4 separate regions of the Mus musculus genome follow, and regions 2, 3 and 4 are each linked to region 1. A link is a loop called in an ENCODE intact Hi-C map of the cell type or tissue named here. Cell type or tissue: heart. All regions are shown on one strand. Region 1 holds the start of Ppp1r3f (protein phosphatase 1, regulatory subunit 3F). Region 2 has its middle 3.7 kb from the start of Gpkow. Region 3 has its middle 3.0 kb from the start of Clcn5. Region 4 overlaps Syp (synaptophysin).

Region 1 (5,000 bases):
ATATCTCAATAAAACACGAAGCACACGTAACAGGTACAGGGGGGAAAGGAAGAACTAAGAGCGCCAACAGTGAAATGCGGACTTTGTTTTTAAACTAGCATCCCTAACATTTCCTCCCTGGCCTGGCTATTTACTAGCTGAGTGACTCTGAGCAAGCTCGAGCACCTCTCCGAGCCCCCCACCCCACCCCATTTCCCATGAACTAGGACTCAATATAGTGCCTACAGTCAACAGCACATTCAGCTGACCTCAAGAGGAGAATGTCCCTACCACTCTTAACAGAGATTAAGAAATGCTGCCCACCAGACCTTTTACAGCTACAATTATGCCTCAGTTACCTTCCCTACGGGTACTGCATCCAATTCAACCACACAATGGGAAAGCCATTCCTCTCTGACCAATGAGGAAACTGAGACAAGAGTACACAACAAAGCTGAGTTTGGGAAAGGATACATGGACTGTAGTGAGCATCTAAGCTTCGATGCTAATTACCAGCACTATGGCACTACTTGGAACTAGGCTCGATCCTGAGTGCTTCTGCTCATCCCGTGAGGTCTGTGCCATAACTTCCTGTTTTACAGATGAGGGTGTTTATCTACGGCACGATGCAGCTAAGAATTGGATACGGTCACACTAAAAAGTGGCAGGCTTAGGGTTTGAACCCAGGTAATCGAATGGCAGAATCTAAATGCTTCAAGGTCCATCCACGAAGAGCTAAACCTTTCACAGCCTAAGCCCTTACCACAACCAGCAGATCCCACAGCACCCTGCTCCATCATGCAGCTTCGAAGGGACAAAAGGGCAACCTCCCCTTCCCATTTCTCATAGGAGCAGGAAAATGTATGCATTTCATAGGGGCTCTAACTGACCCCGGGCATTAGGCCTAGCTGGAGCCCTTGACAAACGTATAGCCCTGGTAAAGACCTAGAAAAGCATTATATCAGTCAGTTTACAAGAGGTGTGCAAAAAAAAAAAAAAAGAAGAGCGATGTGACCTTCAAGTCCGCTTCTCATCTGTTTCCGCCTCTGCCAAGGCTAATGTTTTTATGTGAGAATAGAGCCTCGCTCCCTAAACTCCACTGGAGGCCTCAGACTACCAGAGGAACAGTTTTTAAAAAAAAGGATGCATAGACTTCAAAGCCAGAAATGGTTGAAACTAAAAAGCCAAGTACCACCACTTCCTCAACCAGTTTCTCTAACTCTGGCTTCCTGCTGTGGCAGATAGGAATCAGACTGACTCCCCACGCCGGGAGACCCTTAGTCCACACCTTCGCACGTCATGTTCTCTCCACTCCAGCACACTGGCTGACAGTCATACGAAACCCAGAACCACCTCAGGACTTTGCTGTCCCCACTATCTACATCTACCTCCCCTGTATGTGCATCACTGCTCCGTACCACTCTGGACTCAAGTTTAAATGCCACCTCCTCAGAAAGAGTCCTACCTGGTCCAAACTCTACCAACTCGCTCGTCCATAACTCTTCGTTATCACCGTCTGGGACTCTTCACAAGAGCTCACCCTCAACACGTCTGCAGCAGCCACTCCCTCCAGAGCCTTACAGTATTTTCCTCTCAGCACTAACCTTAGCCCTATTTATCTTATCTGCTTGTTTGCTTTTGCATTCTGTTTCCCAGAGGAGCCTTTGCGGGATGGTTGGGGACAGGGAAGGTGTCTGTCTTGTTCAGGGCCTTATAGTGGAACTCAATAAATGGATGATACCCCAGAATTTAAAACAGTGCCTAGCACATGTTTGGCCTGCACTACTCTTTGACCGAATGCACCCTCCTGCCTGTCCTGGAGAGCAGGCCTGGGGGAGGGGGAAGTGCTGGGATGGGAGGCTTCTACATCCAGCCCTGTGTTGGTGGAGGTGGCGCTGGCAGACATTACCTGCGCCTCACCGGCTTCATGCAGCTCTTCAGCTGCCTGGCCTCAGCCTCCACAGGACCCTGGCACTCAGGCTGTGGCTCCAGCTGCTGCAGCTGCTGCTGCTGGGGCAGCCCTTCGGCATCAGTGGGTGTGGGAGCGGGTGCGATCCGGAGCAGGACAGTGTAGTTGCGGCCATGGTTGTTGGCCCAGAAAGTGCCCTCGGGGGTCTCATAGCGCACCACGAAGTCGAGGCGCGCCCCATCGCTCGCGCCCTCAGCAAAGGGCAGCTGGAAGGCAAAGCGGTCAGTGCAGCCACCGTCGTCGGGTGAGGAGGCTGACATCTGGCCAGGGCCCAGGCCTAGCCCGGGATCCAGGAGGGGATCTCCTGCTCCTGTTCCTCCCACTCCTGCCCCAGGCGGGCTGCGTGGGACATAGCGGGCTGGGTGGTCGCAGAAGGTAGCCCAACCGTCGTGTGAGGCCCGCACGTGCACCGCCTTCTCGAAGGAGCGGTTCAGCACGCGCACCAACCCGCGCACCACTGGCGGGCGTCCCCCAGGCACCCACACCCCGGAACCCCCGGGAACCGCTCCAGGAGGCGGCAGCAGCGCCTCCAACTCCACCATCACGCGCCCCAACCGCTCCAGACGGCCCAGCGCGGGCGGCAACGAAAATGTGGGCACCAGGTAAAACCCCCCGCCAGCGGGAACGGGGCACGGCGGAGAGGGATCGGGAAAAGCCTCCTCTTCCTCCTCCCCTTCATCCCCATCCTCGCCATCGTCTTCCTCATCAGCCCCGCCACCGCCGCCATCTTGCCCGGTCGCCGCCGCCATCTTGCCCGCCCCGGGCCCGCCCCACGGCCGGTAGCGGCGTAGCTGCGCCAGAGGCAGCCCCAGGGCCTCGTCAGCGAACAGCACCCTCCGCGGGGCCACCGCCGCCTCAGCCGAGGCGCGGGGCTCTCCCGCAGCCGGCGACGGGGGCGCGGGATGCCGCAGCGGTGGCTCCACAGGGGCCGTGCGCGCCATATCGGCGGCGGCGGCGGCGGCACCGACGGCACCGGCGGTGGGACCGGCGGGGGCAGGGCCTGAAAAGGCGGGCAGCCAATGAGAAAGCCAGAACAGGGGGGTGGGGCTCCAGTGGAGCGTAGGCGGTGAGCTAGAGACAGGTACGGCCAACAGCCAATGGACAGCCACGCGGGAGTGACGTACAGGTGATTGACAAGCAGGAGAAGCTAGCAACCAATGAGGACGCCCGCGCGTGGGCGGGATGGAAGGCGGGATGATAACGGAATCAATGGAGAGGCCTGAGTAGGGTTAATGCGGGCCCGAAGATGTAGCAGCAGGAGTATGACAATTAGTGGGAAAGTCTGAGCACGAAGGGCATGGTAGGCGGCGGGAAGATGAAATGGCTACAAGCAATGGGGGCAACGGGGAGCGAACCCAGAGGTCCAAAAACTGGGAGATCCGCAGGTTGCGTAGGCGGTGAGACGTAAGACAGATAAAATGAACAGCCAATGGAGAACTGCACGCGAATGATGTAGAGACAGAATGACGATAATAGTTGCAATGAGCCAATGGAGGAGTCTAGTGAGCGCACACTATGGCTTCAAGAGGTGGTAACAAGGTAGATCTAGCCAATACAGAGACTGAACAGAGACGGGAAGGCTGTGTGTGAGCAGACATGGAGGCGGGGCTGTAGCGGGCGGGGGGGGGGGGGAGCACTAAGGCATGTGAGGAGTGAAGGTGGGAGCGAGAAAGAAATGGGGATCCAGGGTGAAGGCTGTTATATCTCAAAGGACAGTGCCAGTATGGGATTAACCAAAGCTGAAACTAGAGAAATGTAGCCAGAAGGAAACTTTGGAGGCAAGATGGGAACTCATACCCACGGATGGTAGTGTAGGTGCTGTGAAGGAAAGCATGAGTAGCCAATAAATAGGCTGAGTTGGAAGAAGGTGCATAGGCTGAGCCTGAGCTATTGAGTGATTGAGCGCAGAATCAGAATTCATTCAACCAGTAAGATCGGACCTCTGGGGAATGGCTTTACCTTTCCCTAATCTTCCATGACTCCCCATGGCTCCACGAATACCCAGAGCCCCTAAAAGCCCAGACTGCACCGGATTGTGAGACCAAAGCAAAACAGTTCTATCAGTTACTGGGTGTGTCCTGCTGGCCCCACACCACCACACACACCTCCCAGCCTTATTGTGACCAATGCAACTAGCCATGAACGTTCTTAACTGTTCCTTAAAGTCCCCAGTTGAGCATTGATGTTCTTCAGGACTTGGCACTATTGCATGAATCAATCGCAAAATAGGAAATAGAACCTTTTTGGAAGAATTAGCTTTTTCCAACTCACACTTAGCACACATTGACTGATAGTATGTCATCACAAGCTTATCAGCTAATGTACATTCAAATCAGAGTCCTGCCCTTCTTGCTCATTTTGACACTTTGCACCCCACAGTGGCTTTCTTCTCCCCCCCCCCCACTTTCCCAATCTCCTCTGCTTAGAGTGCTGTCCCATCTGTTTCTTTCATCTAGTGAATTCTTTCCATTCTCCCTCTGAGATGGCACCTCCTATGGGAATGACCTGGACTTTGCCATCGTGTTCATTCACATATCCCCCACTCCCATTTACTAACTTAGTAAGACTTAGTGTTTGCCATATGCCAGGTTCAGGGAGTGCTTTTATCTAACCCTCATAAGACCCCTAACAGGAAGGCCCCCACAGTCTCTCTGCTCCTCCTGTCTGTGTCCAGGGTCATGAAAGGAATATGTCCAGCTACAAGTAGCAGAAGAATAATGGCATAATGAAGGTAGAACTTTTTTTTCTCATCTGAAAGTTCAAGGCAGCAAGTGCTCTCAGGACTCCATCCTATCTGCCCATTTTGGGTATCAACTGTGCCCCGGTCTTGCCTCAGAGTCTCATTCTTCAGCAAATCCTGCAGGTTATCTACCCAACGCATTTTCCAAGCAGGATATGGTGATGTATGCCTGTAATCCCAGCACTCAAGGGGCTGAGGCAGGAGAATCACGGAATTCCAAGCCTAGGCTACAAGTGTGACCTTGTCTAAAAAATAAAAAGGGTTAAGTGTAGCTCAGCGGTAAAAACCACTTCCTAGAAAGTGCATGGGCCC
Region 2 (5,000 bases), 120 kb after region 1:
GGGGGGAGGGAGAGAGAGAGAGAGAGAGAGAGAGAGAGAGAGAGAGAGTGCAACAATAGAAAAAAAGTAAAGAAAAGAAAGAGGAGAAGGAGGAGCCTTAAGGATTATCCAGCAGCAGTGCTGAAAGAGTTAACTAGTGTAGGAGAACTGGATGAGAGCAAACAAACAACAAATAGAAGAACAGAAAGGGGGAGAAGGAGGAGGAGGAGAACTGAGAGCAGAATGTTATTTGTTTGTTTGATTTTGTTTTTGTTTTTGTTTTTCGAGGCAGAGTTTCTCTGTATAGCCCTGGCTGTCCTGGAACTCACTTTGTAGACCAGGCTGGCCTCAAACTCAGAAATCCGCCTGCCTCTCCCTCCCAAGTGCTGGGATTAAAGGCGTGCGCCACCACCGCCCAGCAAATTATTTTATTTATATGAGTACATTCTACCTGTCTTCAGACACACCAGAGAGGGCATCAGATCTCATTACAGATGGTTGTGAGCCACCATGTGGTTGCTGGGAATTGAACTCACAACCTCTGGAAAGCAGTCAGTGCTCTTAACCATTGAGCCAACTCTCCAGCCCTCTGAAAGACATTAATATCATGAATAATGACATATTTCAAGATACTTCTGCTTCTCAGGCAGAGGCTCTAGGATGGTGAATACAAATATCCCTAAGGCAGGAAAACCTTGATTTTTGAGGGGAGACATTCTGTAAGAGTTCACGGTGCTGGAGAAGGGTGGGTGGGAGAGGGTGGGAGTGGAGGAAGGGTCCAGGACCTGGCCGGCCAGCAAATCCAACACAAGTCCTGAGTGCACAATCAGATAGCCAGGTATGCTGATGCAAGCACTCAGAACCTGAGCCAGTGGAATTACCATAAGTTGAAGGCCAACCTGGACTACAAAGTGTATCTGTGTCAGGAAACAAACAAAAAAGAAGTTAACAAAAGAAGAAGAAATACTGCCTCAATAGTAACAACTATATAAGGTATTGGTTGATAGGTATGTAGGATCCCTTAGATATTTTACTTATTTTTTGTGTATGAGTTTTTGCCTGCACATATGTGCATCATGTGAGTGCCTGCTGCCCTTATAGGTCCAAAAGAGGCCTTGGGTTCCCCTAGAACTAGAATACATATGATTCTAAGCCACTGTGTAGGTGCTGGGAACAGAACTGGGGTCCCCTGCAGGAGCAACAGATGATCTTTACCAGTTGAGCCATCGCTCCAGCCCCATTTCCAGTCATCCAAATTTCCTTCCTTCCATCGTTCATTTGCTGGTTTGTTCGGTGTGCACCTGTGTTCACCTTATGGATTCTCTGTGGGGATCAGAGACCAGCTTCGGGAGCCAGTTCTCTCCTTGGTCCCAAGGATAAAACTCAGTTAATCAGGCTTGGTGACATGTACCTGAATATACATGTGTATACATATATATATATATATATATATATATATATATATATATATATATGGAGAGAGAGAGAGTGTGTGTTAAGAACTGAAATTTCTTACTGGGCATAGACTCTCATGTGTATAATTTGGGTTCTCCCGAAGAGCAGCAAGTGCTCTTAACAATTTTTTTTTTTTTTTTTTTTTAGCTCTAGCTGGCCTGGAACCCAGAGATCTGCTTGTGTCTGTATTCCACATTCTGGAATCAAAGGAATGCACTATTATACCCAACTTTTTTTTTTTCTTTAGGAAAGTGATAAGTTACTTTCTTGTTTTGTTTTGTTTGTTTGTTTTTTTTTTTTTTTTTTTTTTTTTTTGGTTTTTCGAGACAGGGTTTCTCTGTGTAGCCCTGGCTGTCCTGAAACTCACTTTATAGACCAGGCTGGCCTCGAACTCAGAAATCCACCTGCCTCTGCCTCCTGAGTGCTGGGATTAAATACTTAATCAGGATATTTGAGGTGGGCAGATCCACTTTTAATCTGGGCCAGACCGTCTCCTGGGAGTTTATATGAAGGACATGGAAGAAGGAAGCTTGCTCTCTTTGCCTGTGCTGCCTCTAGAAGTAGTTGCCACTTCAGCTGTGACAATTTACCTCAAAGGCAGTGACGTCATTGAGAATAAGCAGATACCATCTTTAATTCATCCGTATCAATAGTGTTGGTAGTAAAAATAACAGGGTAGTGAAGTGGCGCCACCTATGGTTCAAACTACAGGGGAGGCTGAGCCAACAAGAGCTGGGGGCCTAGGAACTCCAGGCCAAACCAGGCAAATATGGCAAGTACCAGTCTCTTCCAGAAAAATGAAAAGGTTGTTGTGATGGCACAGGCCTTTAATCCCAGCATATGGGAGGCAGAGGGAGGTGAGTTGGAGGTTAGCCTCACCTACAAATCGAGTTCCAAGCAACTTAGTGTCACAAAGTGAGACCCTTTTTCAAAAAACAACAAAACAAAACACGCATGCACACACACTAAAAAAAAAAAAAAATCCCCCCAAAACCACCACCAACAAAATAGCCAGGCATAGCGCGACACACCTGTAATCCCAGCTTCTAAAGAGGCTCCAAGACATGGGGGTGACAAGTTCCAAAATAGCTATCTGGGTTGTGTAGCGAGAACCTGTATTGCCGATAGCAAAATAACAGCAAAAGTCAAGCTAAAGAAATAAATCTTGCCGGGCATGGTGGCGCACGCCTTTAATCCCAGCACTCAAGAGGCAGAGGCAGGCAGATTTCTGAGTTTGAGGCCAGCCTGGTCTACAAAGTGAGTTCCAGGACAGCCAGGGCTATACAGAGACACCCTGTCTCAAAAAACCAAAGGGGAAAAAAAAAGAAATCTTAAAATAGATAAAAGGAAGATAATAGCTTAATGTATTATAATCCCAACTCAGGAAACTCAGACAGAAGGATTTTCAATACATAGTAAGCTCCACACCAGCCTGAGTTATGTAAGGTGACCCATGCTCAGAATCACACATACAACAAAACAGATTATTGGCTCATTCCCATAAATCCGTTGTGGTGGTTTCAATAAGATTGGCCCCCATAGATTCATATATTTGAATGTCTGGCCATAGGGAGTAGCACCATTAGGAAATGTGACCTCACTGGAGGAGCTGTGACCTTGTTGGAGGAAGTGTGTCACTGTTAAGGAAGCCTTTGAGGTCTCCTAGCCTCAGGTTCTGGCAAGTGTGGAATTGAGTCTCTTCCTGAGTGCCTTCAGATCAAGAGGCAGAATTCTCGGCTCTTCAAGCACTATGTCTGCCAGCATGCTGCTGTGCTTCCCAGCACGATGATAATGGACTAAACCCCTGAAACTGTAGGCCAGTCTCAATTAAATGTTTTCCTTTATAAGAGTTGCCTTGGCCATGGCATCTGTTCACCACAATGAAAACACTAACTATGGCATCCGCATAAGCCAATTAAAAACAGATTTTTAAAAAAGAAAAAAGACTTTAAAGACAAGTATTCTGCATTAATGGATAATTCTGCTCCCAGAGGCCATAAGTTATTAAATAAAAATCCCACTGCAACGTAAGTGCTCCTATGGTCAGGTCCTGAGAGGTAGGAAGCCACTCTCTGATGTTTCTACTGAATGGACATGTTGTCAAACTACTTATTAGATATTTGTATATTTGTTTTTGTTTATTTGAGACAGGTTTCTCTATGCAACACTCTCAGAGATTCACTTGTCTCTGCTTCCCAAGTACTGAGATTGAAAGTGTGCACTGCTGTGCCCCATTCTAAATATTTATGCTTAAGAGCACAGATTTATTTTGTGGGCAGTGGTGAATGCAGAGCTTCAAAAAAAAATCAAAGTGAAGAAGTGACTTTGAGTACTCAGTCCTAAATGGGACATTTAAATCACACACACACACAGGGAGAGAGAGAGAGAGAGAGAGAGAGAGAGAGAGAGAGAGAGAGAACATCGTGTAAGAGCTTGAAGGATGGGGAGGAGTATAGTGAAAGACTATCTTGTGGACATGGCATGGCGTTGTTGTGCTTTATAAGAATATAAGGGAGGAGAAGGAATACGTCTGGTGGATGTGCAGTCAGGTGTGGGGGAAGGGGGTGCCTCTGCGGGTCCATGCTGAAGCAATCCTTCGCCATGAGGGACCAGCCACAGACAGTATAGTGTAGAATAGAGTTTATTCAGGGCATGGGGAGGGGAGTTGAGAGGGGAGAGAGAGAGAGAGAGAGAGAGAGAGAGAGAGAGAGAGAGAGAGAGAGAGAGAGAGAGAGGAGTAGAGGCTGGCCATGAGCACGTGGAGAGAGAAGGTGGAGGGGAATGAGGAGAGAGAGAATATGGAGTAAGAGAGAGAGGAGGGGCAAGTAGCCCCTTTTATAGCTCAGTCAGGCACACCTGGCTATTGCCAAGTAACTATGGGGCAGAGCTTAGACTAAATGCCAACAGCTGTTGTACTCCTGAACTCACATGCACAAAACAACTTATCAACCCATCATGGATGGGGGAAGAGCACATTAGGCCCCATCCTCCCTTGGGAACTATAGGCAGTTAATGGTTGGTAGGTGTTACATTCCTCAGTGATGTGGCTGCCATAAACTGCCCTTGCTCAAGTAAGCAGCTCATATAAACAACCCTAGTTAAACACAGTATGGTGATGAAGGTACCTAAAGAGCTTAGCCACACTGAGAGTTTGTGGTCTGAAAAAATCTTTTTCCTATAGCTTTATGGATTTATTTAATTATTTATTTATTATATGTAAGTACTGTCTTCAGACACACCAGAAGAGGTCATCAGATCTCATTACAGATGGTTGTGAGCCACCATGTGGTTGCTGGGATTTGAACTCAGGACCTTCAGAAGAGCAGTCAGTGCTTTTAACTGCTGAGCCATCTCTCCAGCACTATGGATATTTTTCTATTGCATTCTCTACGTATATTAGTCAAGGTTTTATTGCTTCAATGAAACACCATAACCAAAAAGCAAGTTGGGGAGGAAAAGGTTTTATTTGGCTTACACTTTCACATCACTGTTCATCATTGAAGGACAAGAACTCAAACACGGCAGGAACCTGGATGGGTACTGCTTACTGGCTTGCTCCCTGTGGC
Region 3 (5,000 bases), 250 kb before region 1:
TGATCAAATACAGTAGTGCTTGCAGGGGCCAATTTAATCCAACACAGGGAAATCTATACTGCAGTTACTTATAGGTATTATTGCCAATTTAATCATTGTCAAGCGAAAACTCAAGGTGACATATACTTCTAATCCCGATTCTTTGAGGTTGAAGGCAGGAGAATCGATGCGAGGTCATCCTAGGCTATATTGTAAGTTTGAAGGCAGGATGCTGTCTCAAAAACAGACAAACAAAACACAAAATAAAGCTCAGATTCCAACTGAGGTCTCTCTGTCTCCAAAGCCATTCCGAATAATTAGAAGAACTATCCTATCCTTGTGAGGAATGAACAGGTTATACAAATGGAGTGCAGCTATTAATTTATTGCAAGAACTAAGATTGGAATCCACATCATCAACACAAGTAATCTACCTAGAAGCCAAGTATTCAAATTCAAAATCCACTGTAGTAAATAGTATTTTTTTTTCTTGCAACAGGGACTCACTATTTAGCCTTGGATGCCTGAAACTCACCATGTAAACTAAACTGGCCTTGGGATCACAGATACTCAGCTGCTTCTGCCTCCCAAGCGCTGGGATTGTAGACCTGTGCCACACCCGTAGACTTTTTTTTTCTTTGAGAAGTTTATACAAGTATACAATAAACTATAATCTTATACGCTTCCATTTGCTCCCTCCAATTCTCCCCAAGAAATCCATATTTCCCCCAACACCTCCCCTCATAATTTCAAATTTCTTGTGTTAGTAACCCAATAAATCCAGTTAGTGCTGCCCATATTTGCAAGAGTGTGGGACCATTCGACAGACCAGGAAAAACCTACCAGAGGTCACACCCTCAAAGAAGAGCAATTCTCTCTCCCCAGGTGGGAAGCTATCAACTACCAATGGAATCTCAGTAAGAAATAGAGTCTGGATATCACCTCTCCCATCTCTGTAGGAATGTTGGTGGCTTGGTCTTGTTCAGGAGTCAGTGACCTTGTGGACAAAGGACAGTCTTTTACAGCACTCCTGTGCATCCTCCAGCTCCTGCATTCTTTCAATCTCCTCTTCTAAGATGGCCCTTAGGCCTAATTGGGGGTGGGGGTAGGGTTGAGAATTCTGTCATTTAGACTTCGGGCTGAGCACTCAGTCTCTTCTCAGAACTTTGGCCAGTTGTGAGTTTCTGTGTTTCATGGCAAAAAGAAGCTCCTCAGACCAAAGTTGAGAACAGCCCAGATCTATAGCTATAGACACTAATATTTGGAAGGCAATCATTTAGCTAAATTAAAATAGCAGGTTCTACCCAAGGAGTGACCCAGACATGGAGTTACAGTATCAGGCATAAAATTCTCTCCTGTGATAAAGGTTTCAATCAGAAAGTGGCCATCAACATGCCACTATTACACCAGTAGGCACATCTTGCCTGGCAGATCAGCAATGTTAACACAAGGGAGCAAAATTCAGTAAGGCCATGTATGCTCAGTGAATTTTGAATGCCTACTTTGGATAAGTTAAGGGTTTGGAAATATAAAACCTGTATCTGAGCCCAAGCCATGCAAAGCTTCCAGAGATAAAGCTATAATCAAACACAATGAAGTTTTGGGCTTATTTTAATACAAAACCTAACAGGAAAAAAAATGGTCATCTCACAGAGAAAAAAGATAGGGTCATGGGAGAAGACTAAACGTTAGATGAATTTCAAAAGAAGCCATGCTTCCATAAGCTCAAACCCTGATCATCACTGTGTGGATCTGGACTGTGGAGTGAATCCAGAGCTCTGCATTCTTGGGAACCCTGGAGTAGATATGAAATGTTGGATCCAGGTAGGCCTTTATCTAAAGCTCTATACCTGAGCCCCAAATCAAAGCTGCTTCTGTGTGCCAGCTTCGTTTATGCCCTCCACACACATGGGGTGATTTAGTGATGACAATACTAGTGGGTGATAACAAGTGGCAGGCAGCAAGATGCTGCTAGCTTATGACTGAAAAGGACAAAGGGGGTTTTTTAAACCACCATGGTCACCTACACTCCAGCCTATTACTACATACCACACTACAGTATCGAAGCATAGAGGTTGTGTGTGGTGTGAATGGAAAGGAACCGAGGCTAAATTAGAAGGACTGGGAATGCTGGACAGATATTCCTACTTGATTCAGAAACAAATGGGGGAAGAATTGAGGAAGTTTGCTTTGATGTGTGATGTGCGAGCACACACCACACACACACACATGATTTGTGCATGGTAAATATGCACTTTACTAATATGCCCAATAGTGAAAACGTTTGAACAAGGCAATCCTTTTGTTAGGACTCTTCCTTAAGAACTGAAATCAGGTGTGTTTTTGGTTTGGTTTGGTTTGGTTTGGTTTGGTTTGGTTTGGTTTTGGTTTTGGTTTGGTTTTGGTTTTGTTTTTTTGAGAAGTTTCTCTTTTCTGTCTTTTTTGTCCTGCTCAACACTTCAGGAGAGAAAAACAAGAGCTCACTTGTGCATTGATGAGGAAGCACCCACCCCAATCCCCGAGGAACTACAATACAAGTAACGGTCAAAAGAGTCTCCTCTGATAAAGGGGCATGAAAAAGGGCAGGCTGACTGGAAGCAAGTTTATCCCTCCAAGACAAGAGCCTTTGCTTCATCTGTAGGATTATTTGAGAGGCTTAGAGTCTCATAGAGTATGACGTGGCTGCAATACATAAATATAGCCACGTGGTGTCGCCACTGACCGCCAACAGCTTGGAGGGCTCCAATATTTAAACACACCCAATTCACACACACACACACACACACACACACACACACACACACACACACACACACACACACACATTTCATTTCATCTTTTGTGAGTTAAAAAAAGAAAAAAGTCGTGACAGCAGGCTCTAAAGTCAGACTGCATAGGCTCAAAACAACCCAGCCGTAGAGACGTATTAGTTGTTGTTGTTCCTTCTTCTTTTTCTTCTTCTTCTTTTTTTTTTTTTTTTTGAGTTACCAGGTTTCTTATATAATGTTTAAGTGTATCAATAAACACTTAACAATCAGCACTTAACAAATGTTACCTAGTACTAATGATAATGATGGTGGTAGCGGCGGTGATGGTGGTAGTGAGGAAGACTCCTTGATTAAGGTCTTTAGATTTAAGGGGAAATATTTGTAGGGAGATGATGTAAATGTCTATTTTTCTAAGCGAAGAAATTAAATTGTGGTGCTGATAAAGCAAAGTTAATGGTTTCTTTAAAAGCTACAAATTGTGGTGACTCATTCCTGTAACCCCACTCCTCTGCCGACTAAAGCAGGGCGATCTTGAGTTCCAGGCCAGTGTGGACTATATAATAAACTATGAGTTTGATTCTGCTTAAATGGACACACTACCTAAGTGTCTTCTGAACTCATCAGGGTCCGCACACTCAGGAACTCAAACCACTGTGGCTGCCTGCAGACATAAGACCCACAAAATCAAGCTATTCAACATTTCAACATGGACCCCGAAGGGGTCCCCAAGTATGTGCTCACCCCTGACCAACGTGCCATGGCAAGCTGATGGTTTCTGAAGAGGAGAGAGTCAAGTTTTCTTTAAGAGCATAGCTCATGGTAGGTCCAGCACACTCCACTCGATGGCTGCGCACCTGAGAGTTTATGAGCAGCAAACACTGGACTCAATTGTTTATTGCTTTAAAAAGGAAAAAGGACACAAAGTTGAGGGGAGGTAGGGAGATGGAGTGGAGAAGGAAGGGAGTAGAGAAAGGAGTAGGGGGAGGTGCATACAATCAAAACAAATTATATGAAATGTTGAAAGAGTTGACAACCATTTGTTAAAAGTCAATTATACGTAAGTGATATGATGAAATCGTCTACATAATGAAAAAGCACTCATGTCACAAAAGCACATCACTGTGCTCTCTGAACCATCATGGCTACAAGCACTTCTTTCACCTTCAAATTAACACTGCAAGTAAAGGCCCAAAGAGATAGCTGTGTGGCCATGAAAGGGAAAGCCTGAATGCTTCTGGTATTGTTTGTATTTATCATATATTTCACTATTGTGCTATCTCCCAATGCCACTTTTGTCTTTATTTTTGTGATGCTAAGGGTTAAACTTTGCTAAGCATGCTCTGTACCAGCTGGGACATTAATTTCAAAGCCAAACATCTAGAGTGCTCAAGAAATGTCAAGGTTAGTTTCAGAAAAATGAAGCAGAATAAAAGGCAATGAACAGATTTCCCTAGCTCCCTCCCAGCTTCTTAAACTGTTGGTCACTACTTTATATGGGGGTCACAGAGCTGAATGTGAGGGTCAGGAAAAACAACAACAATAACAACAACTTGGCAACAGTAAAGGATTTCTGAATATGCAACAAACAAAAATTAATTCAAGAGGAAACAAATAATGAGTTACGGGTATCTAGCAATAATGGCTTGTGTTGCACTACATGTTTTTACCGTGGCCTTGGTTAACAACACCTTGTTAACTACACATGCGATCATGCTATACAATGCTGCAAACGTGTGGGCTCAGACTTAAGAGATGTATTTATCCTATGAATCTCTCTCCCTCTCCCTCTCCCTCTCCCTCTCCCTCTCCCTCTCCCTCTCCCTCTCCCCTCTCTCTCTCCCTCTCACCCCTCTCTCTCTCCCTCTCTCTCTTTCTCTCTCTCTCTCTCTCTGTCTCTCTGTGTGTGTGTGTGTGTGAGAGAGAGAGAGAGAGAGAGAGAGAGAGAGAGAGAGAGAGTAGACAAAGCTTTCTGCTCTTACAAAAAAATAATTTGAGTTCTAGGGCCATGGGTGTAGTTCAATGTGTAGAGTCTGTGACTGGCACAGAAACCTGGGCTTGCTGCTAATTGTTCAGGTAAGGGAGAAAAAAAAGTGGGAAGGTGGTCAGATACAATCTTGCCTGACAATATGGGGACTAAGTAGCATGGTAGAAACAGTGAGCTAGGAAAACAGAAGTTGGGACCAAGGTTAGAAACCTCCAAGCCTCCCCAATCCTGCCCAGCCATGTTAAGATTTTTTTCCTGTTTCATCCACGG
Region 4 (5,000 bases), 76 kb after region 1:
CAGAGACTGGTGGATCTCTGAGAGTTTGAGGCCAGCCTGGTGTACAAAAAGAGTTCCAGGTCAACCAGGGCTGCAGAGTGAGACCCTGTCTAAAAAAATAAAAGAAAAGAAAGAAAAGAAAAGCATATACTTAGAGCCAAGGATGTTAATATATGCCTGTAAACCTAGCACTTAAAAGACTACTTTTAAAAATACTTATTATTTTTATTTTATGTGTATGAATGTTTTGCTTATATGAGTCACTTGCATTCTTGGTGCCTGTGGAGGTAAAGGAAGGGTGTCAGATATCCTGAAACTAGAATTACAGGTGTTTGTGAGCCACCATGTAGGTGCTGGTCATTAAACTTAGATTCTAACCTCTGTGCCATTACTCTATGCCCAGGGCTAATTTAAAGCCAGATTGGCCTAGGTAGTAAACTCCAGGTCATCCTTGGATAAAAGGCAAGACCGTCTCAAAAACAAACAAAACAAATAAAAATCTATTTAAAAAGAAAAGAAAAAGACGGGCTAGAGGGATGACTCCATGGTTAAGAGCACTTACCCCTCTTCCTGAGGACAGGCGTTCAAGTCCTAGAACCCTTTAATCCCATCACTTGGAAGGCAGAGGCCAGCCTGGTCTACACAGTGAATTCCAGGACTGCCAAGCTACATAGTAAAACCCGTGTCTCAAGGTATATACACACACACCACTTGAGAAGCAGAAGCATGTAGATTTCTGTGAATTTGAGGCTAGCCTCTTCTACATAAGGAGTTCCAGGACAGCCAGGACCTGGAACATAAAAAGACCCTGTCTCAAAAGACAACCAAAAAAAATTTATACATGTACATATGCATCTATGTGCTAAGTTGTATATACATAAGTTTATATATGCATCAATGAGTGATGTCTGTTTCTTTAAAATGTATATTTATATATTTTATAAATTTAAATTTATATTTTGTATATGTATAAACATGTACTCAAATATATTTTTAAAATTAGGGTCTTTTTGGTTTGGTTGGGTGGTTTGTTTTGGGTTTTTTTGTTTGGTTGGTTAGTTAGTTGGTTGGTTTTGGTTTTGGTTTTGTTTGAGACAGGATCTACTTATGTGACCCTGGCTGTCCTGGAACTCACTACTCAGACCAGACTGGCCTCAAACTCACAGACCTCTGCTTGCCTCTGCCTCCTGAGTACTAAGATGAAGACTGCACCACCACACCCAGCCCAAAAATGAGTTGTTTGAGGCTGACTTTCATGTTGCACAGGCTAGCCTCAAACTATGAATTTAAAGGTAGACTTGAATTTCTGGGTAGTGGAGGCAGAGACAGGCGACTTCTATGAGTTCCAGGCCAGCCTGGTCTACAGAGTGAATTCCAGGACAGCCAGGGCTGCAGAGAGACCCTGTCTCAAAAAAAAAAAGCTAGCCTTGAAGTGATCGCCCCTGCCTCCAGCTTCCTAAGATTACAAGATGTGGGCCTTCAGACTTGTCCATGTAAACACTGATAGAAGTTGAACATCATGGGAATCTAACACACACACACACACTCCCAAGTTTTTCTGTACACTGATAGTCATAGAGGCCCACGAATTTATGCCCTAAAAATGCCCATTCCTGTTCACTCAGCCTCAAAGACCCTGGGGCTGCCGAGGCAATGGGTAAGAGACAACAGCTTTGGTCATGTCTCCCTGCAGGTGTTTGGCTTCCTGAACCTGGTGCTCTGGGTTGGCAACCTATGGTTCGTGTTCAAGGAGACAGGCTGGGCCGCCCCATTCATGCGCGCACCTCCAGGCGCCCCAGAAAAGCAACCAGCTCCTGGCGATGCCTACGGCGATGCGGGCTATGGGCAGGGCCCCGGAGGCTATGGGCCCCAGGACTCCTACGGGCCTCAGGGTGGTTATCAACCCGATTACGGGCAGCCAGCCAGCGGCGGTGGCGGTGGCTACGGGCCTCAGGGCGACTATGGGCAGCAAGGCTACGGCCAACAGGGTGCGCCCACCTCCTTCTCCAATCAGATGTAATCTGGTGAGTGACAACTGGGCGGATGCGGTAGGCAGGGAGCATACAAGGAGTGAAGTTTGAAGGAACCAATAGATAGGCAGAACCAAAAAAAAAAAAAGGTGAACTTGGTAAAACTAGCCAATGAGAGGAACCGTGAGAAGGAAGGGGACGGAGCAGTGCTCAGAGTAACCAATGAAAGGAGTGTAGGGGCACTTGCGCAGTGGAGAATCACCAAAGTGGTGTAGGTTTCCAGGAAGGGAAGGGGAGGAGGGTCTTTGAAATCATTGGTAAACCAATAGGCGGTAACGCCAGTAGGTGGAAGAAGGTAAACACGTTGGGTTTTGAAGGGCGCTAGCGCTAAAGCAGGATGTAGGTCAGCTGCTACCTCTCCTTAACCCTTTAATGAAAGAGAGAGTTTGGAATTTCAAATGAGGAAAAGGGGAGGGCTGGAGGCCTTAGAAACACGAGTATGCCTTTTTGTTGGGCCTTTAAAAAATGAATGCCGCCGGACGGTGGAGGCGCACGCCTTTAATCCCAGCACTTGGGAGGCAGAAGCAGGCGGAGTTTTTGAGTTCGAGGCCAGCCTGGTCTACAAAGTGAGTTCCAGGACAGCCAGGGCTATACAGAGAAACCCTGTCGCGAAAAAAAAAAAAAAAAAAAAACCCTGCCTGGTGTGATGGAGCACATATATAATCCCAGCACTTGAGAGGTAGAGGCATGGGGATTGCAAGTTCTCGAGTCCTGCGTGGTCAGTATAGCCCAATCCTGTCTTAAACAGAGACGGTAACAGCATCTAGGTGGGAGCAGATGTGGTCCTGGGTGAGCCTTCTACAGCAACCCACATTTAATTGTTTTTAAACTCCTTGGACAGGCTCTGAGACACACCTTTAAGCACAGCTCTGGGGGAATTAGAGACAGGCCTAGGTCTCTTGTTTTGCAAAGCAATTTCCAGGCTGCTTGGAGACCCTGTGTGTGTGTGGGGGGGGGGGGGGGATTCCAGTCCTGTTGGTTCCTATTTTCAAAATCTCTCCAGCCTTTTCCTTTTTTTCACAATTATCTTCCTTAGAGTGCTTCCCAAGTGCCTGTCTTCTATCCTGTTTACAACCCCTTCTACCACCCACCCAGCAGCCTCAAGGATTCTGCTGGGCCACTGGCCTAGATTCAGAAGTCACTGTCCTTCCCTCACTGTCTGTTGTAGCATCTCACTTAAAAGCAAAAACGATGTTAGTGTGCGCCCAGGCCCACCAATGCAGCACTGCCCTATCTTCCCCACAGACAGAATGTGACCTTCGCCTCCTAGCATTGTTTCGGGCAAACTGGCCCGGGCCAGGTCTAGGTGCACTGCAGGGCCTTTGCTTTTGCTTTCTACATACACACCTTTCCCTAGCCATTGCTTTGGTCACTCACTCAATGAGGTTTTTTGCTGGCTGGCTGGCTGTCGGGAGAGTTGCTTTGTTTTACAAGTACTGAGACTTGAATTCTTGCACACTAAGCAAGTGCTCTAACACTGCCTCTTTTTACTTCTTTTTTGTTTGTTTTGTTTTTCCGAGACAGAGTTTCTCTGTGTAGCCCTGGCTGTCCTGGAACTCACTCTGTAGACCAGGCTGGCCTCGAACTCAGAAATCCAGCTGCCTCTGCCTCCCGAGTGCTGGGATTAAAGGCGTGCGCCACCACTGCCCAGTCTCTTTCTACTTCTTATTTTGAGACAGAGTTTACTAAATTGCCCAGATCAATTTGGAACTCATCCTATAACCCAGGTGGGCTGTGAATTTGCAGTACTCTTGTCTCCATCTCCCATGTGGCTGGAACTCATAGGTTTGCACCCACCAGCACACCTGACTTAGTTGTTGATAGTATTTTTGAGACAAGATCTCCTGTAGCCAAGGCTGGCCTGGAGCTCCTTAGGTCACTAAAGCTGATCTTGACTTCCCGACAGTGCCTCTACCTCCCTGTTTTGCTTTGGTTTGAGTTAGGGTCCGATTATGGAACCAAAGCTGGCCTTGAACTTGTTTTCCTCCTGCTTCTGCCTCCTAAATTTTGGCACGGGTATATACCACCAGCTACATATCAAAGGTTGTCTGTCTAAAACACCTCCGCTTGTTATCTCTCGCATCATACCCTATGTTTTTCCTTCTCACAATTTGTAATTTACTAATTTGTGGTTCATATATTACACTAGATTGGAGATCTAAGACTCATTCGTGCTACCCATATATCACTTAGAGTACTTTTTTTTTTTTATTCTTTTATTTAATCGTAAGTTCAAATGTCCATGGAGTCCAGAAGAAAGGTCAGCTTCCTTGGTGATAAATGTACAGATTGTTGTAACCCACCCAGTGTGGGTTCTGTGAGTGAAATGTGGGTCCTCCAGAAGAGCAGCACACATTCTTAACTCCTGAGTCATCTCTACAGGCTCACTTAGGGATTTTTTTTCTTTTTTTTTTTTTTTTTTTTTGATTTTTTGGTGACACGGTCTCTCTACATAGCCCTGGCTGTTCGGGAACTCACTGTGTAGATCAGGCCGGCATCAAACTCACAGAGATCCAACTCCCTCTGCCTCCTGAGTGCTGGTATCAAAGGTGTGCACCATCATGCATGGCCTATTATCGTCTTATATTTGATAATCTACTAATATGTCATGTTCATTGTGAAACCTGTCTCCTTTCCTGATATGATGTAAACCTCACAGAGATAGGGATTTTTTTTTTCTCAATGTGGATTTTCAACAGTGACTAGAACGGTACTGGTTAATGGGCTATTTTGGTTAAGAGAGGGGACCTTAACCGTTCCTTTGGTACCCTGTTTGAGCAGGGTTGGTAATATCTTCCTAGTGAGAGCAGCTAGGATGGCGCTGACTCCAGACCTGTTGGAGAAGAAAAAGCCTAGCGGCCCAATCCCTTCCTGAGGGTACTGCCCTCCTCTGGGAGCTCAGACTCTGCCCTCACCTGGACCCCTTCTCTTTTCTCTCTACAGGTCAGTGAAGCCCACGAAGACCCCACGGGTGGGCAAGAGCTCAAGAGA

The links. Hi-C counts contacts between places; a loop is a spot of excess contacts. Peaks named below come from ENCODE experiments on the same cell type or tissue, not always from the same donor. Only the 100,000 strongest peaks of a DNase experiment are listed, where the experiment ranks them.
Region 2: a loop joins it to region 1, with 2.8 times the contacts of the local background. A loop is called at or near these places in 4 of 42 quality-filtered maps.
Region 3: it touches region 1 in a loop (2.2-fold over the local background); 2 of 42 quality-filtered maps call a loop at or near these places.
Region 4: it touches region 1 in a loop (2.3-fold over the local background); 6 of 42 quality-filtered maps call a loop at or near these places.

The regions. Positions count from the first base shown.
Region 1 is chrX:7,571,360-7,576,359 of GRCm38, forward strand. It overlaps Ppp1r3f (protein phosphatase 1, regulatory subunit 3F), which reads right to left and starts at 2,922. Exons shown (of 4, transcript NM_138605.3): 1 at 1,889-2,922. The coding sequence starts at 2,889. It overlaps Flicr (Foxp3 regulating long intergenic noncoding RNA), which reads left to right and starts at 2,241. Exons shown (of 3, transcript NR_029473.1): 1 at 2,241-2,550. In heart, no CTCF peak of the experiment used is centred here; a DNase peak (open chromatin) is centred at 3,042; H3K4me3 peaks cover 2,602 bases; H3K27ac peaks cover 2,033 bases.
Region 2 is chrX:7,690,963-7,695,962 of GRCm38, forward strand. No RefSeq gene overlaps it. Among named protein-coding and RNA genes, the nearest start is that of Gpkow, 3.7 kb to the right of the region's middle. In heart, a CTCF peak has its summit at 2,136; no DNase peak of the experiment used is centred here.
Region 3 is chrX:7,319,813-7,324,812 of GRCm38, forward strand. No RefSeq gene overlaps it. Among named protein-coding and RNA genes, the nearest start is that of Clcn5, 3.0 kb to the left of the region's middle. In heart, a CTCF peak has its summit at 2,650; a DNase peak (open chromatin) is centred at 2,649; H3K4me3 peaks cover 172 bases; H3K27ac peaks cover 121 bases.
Region 4 is chrX:7,646,885-7,651,884 of GRCm38, forward strand. Syp (synaptophysin) reads left to right here. Exons shown (of 7, transcript NM_009305.2): 6 at 1,673-2,003; 7 at 4,953-5,000. The coding sequence ends at 1,999. Among named protein-coding and RNA genes, the nearest start is that of Prickle3, 8.0 kb to the right of the region's middle. In heart, CTCF peaks have their summits at 1,958 and 2,254 (motif pointing right); a DNase peak (open chromatin) is centred at 2,057; H3K4me3 peaks cover 1,523 bases; H3K27ac peaks cover 1,639 bases.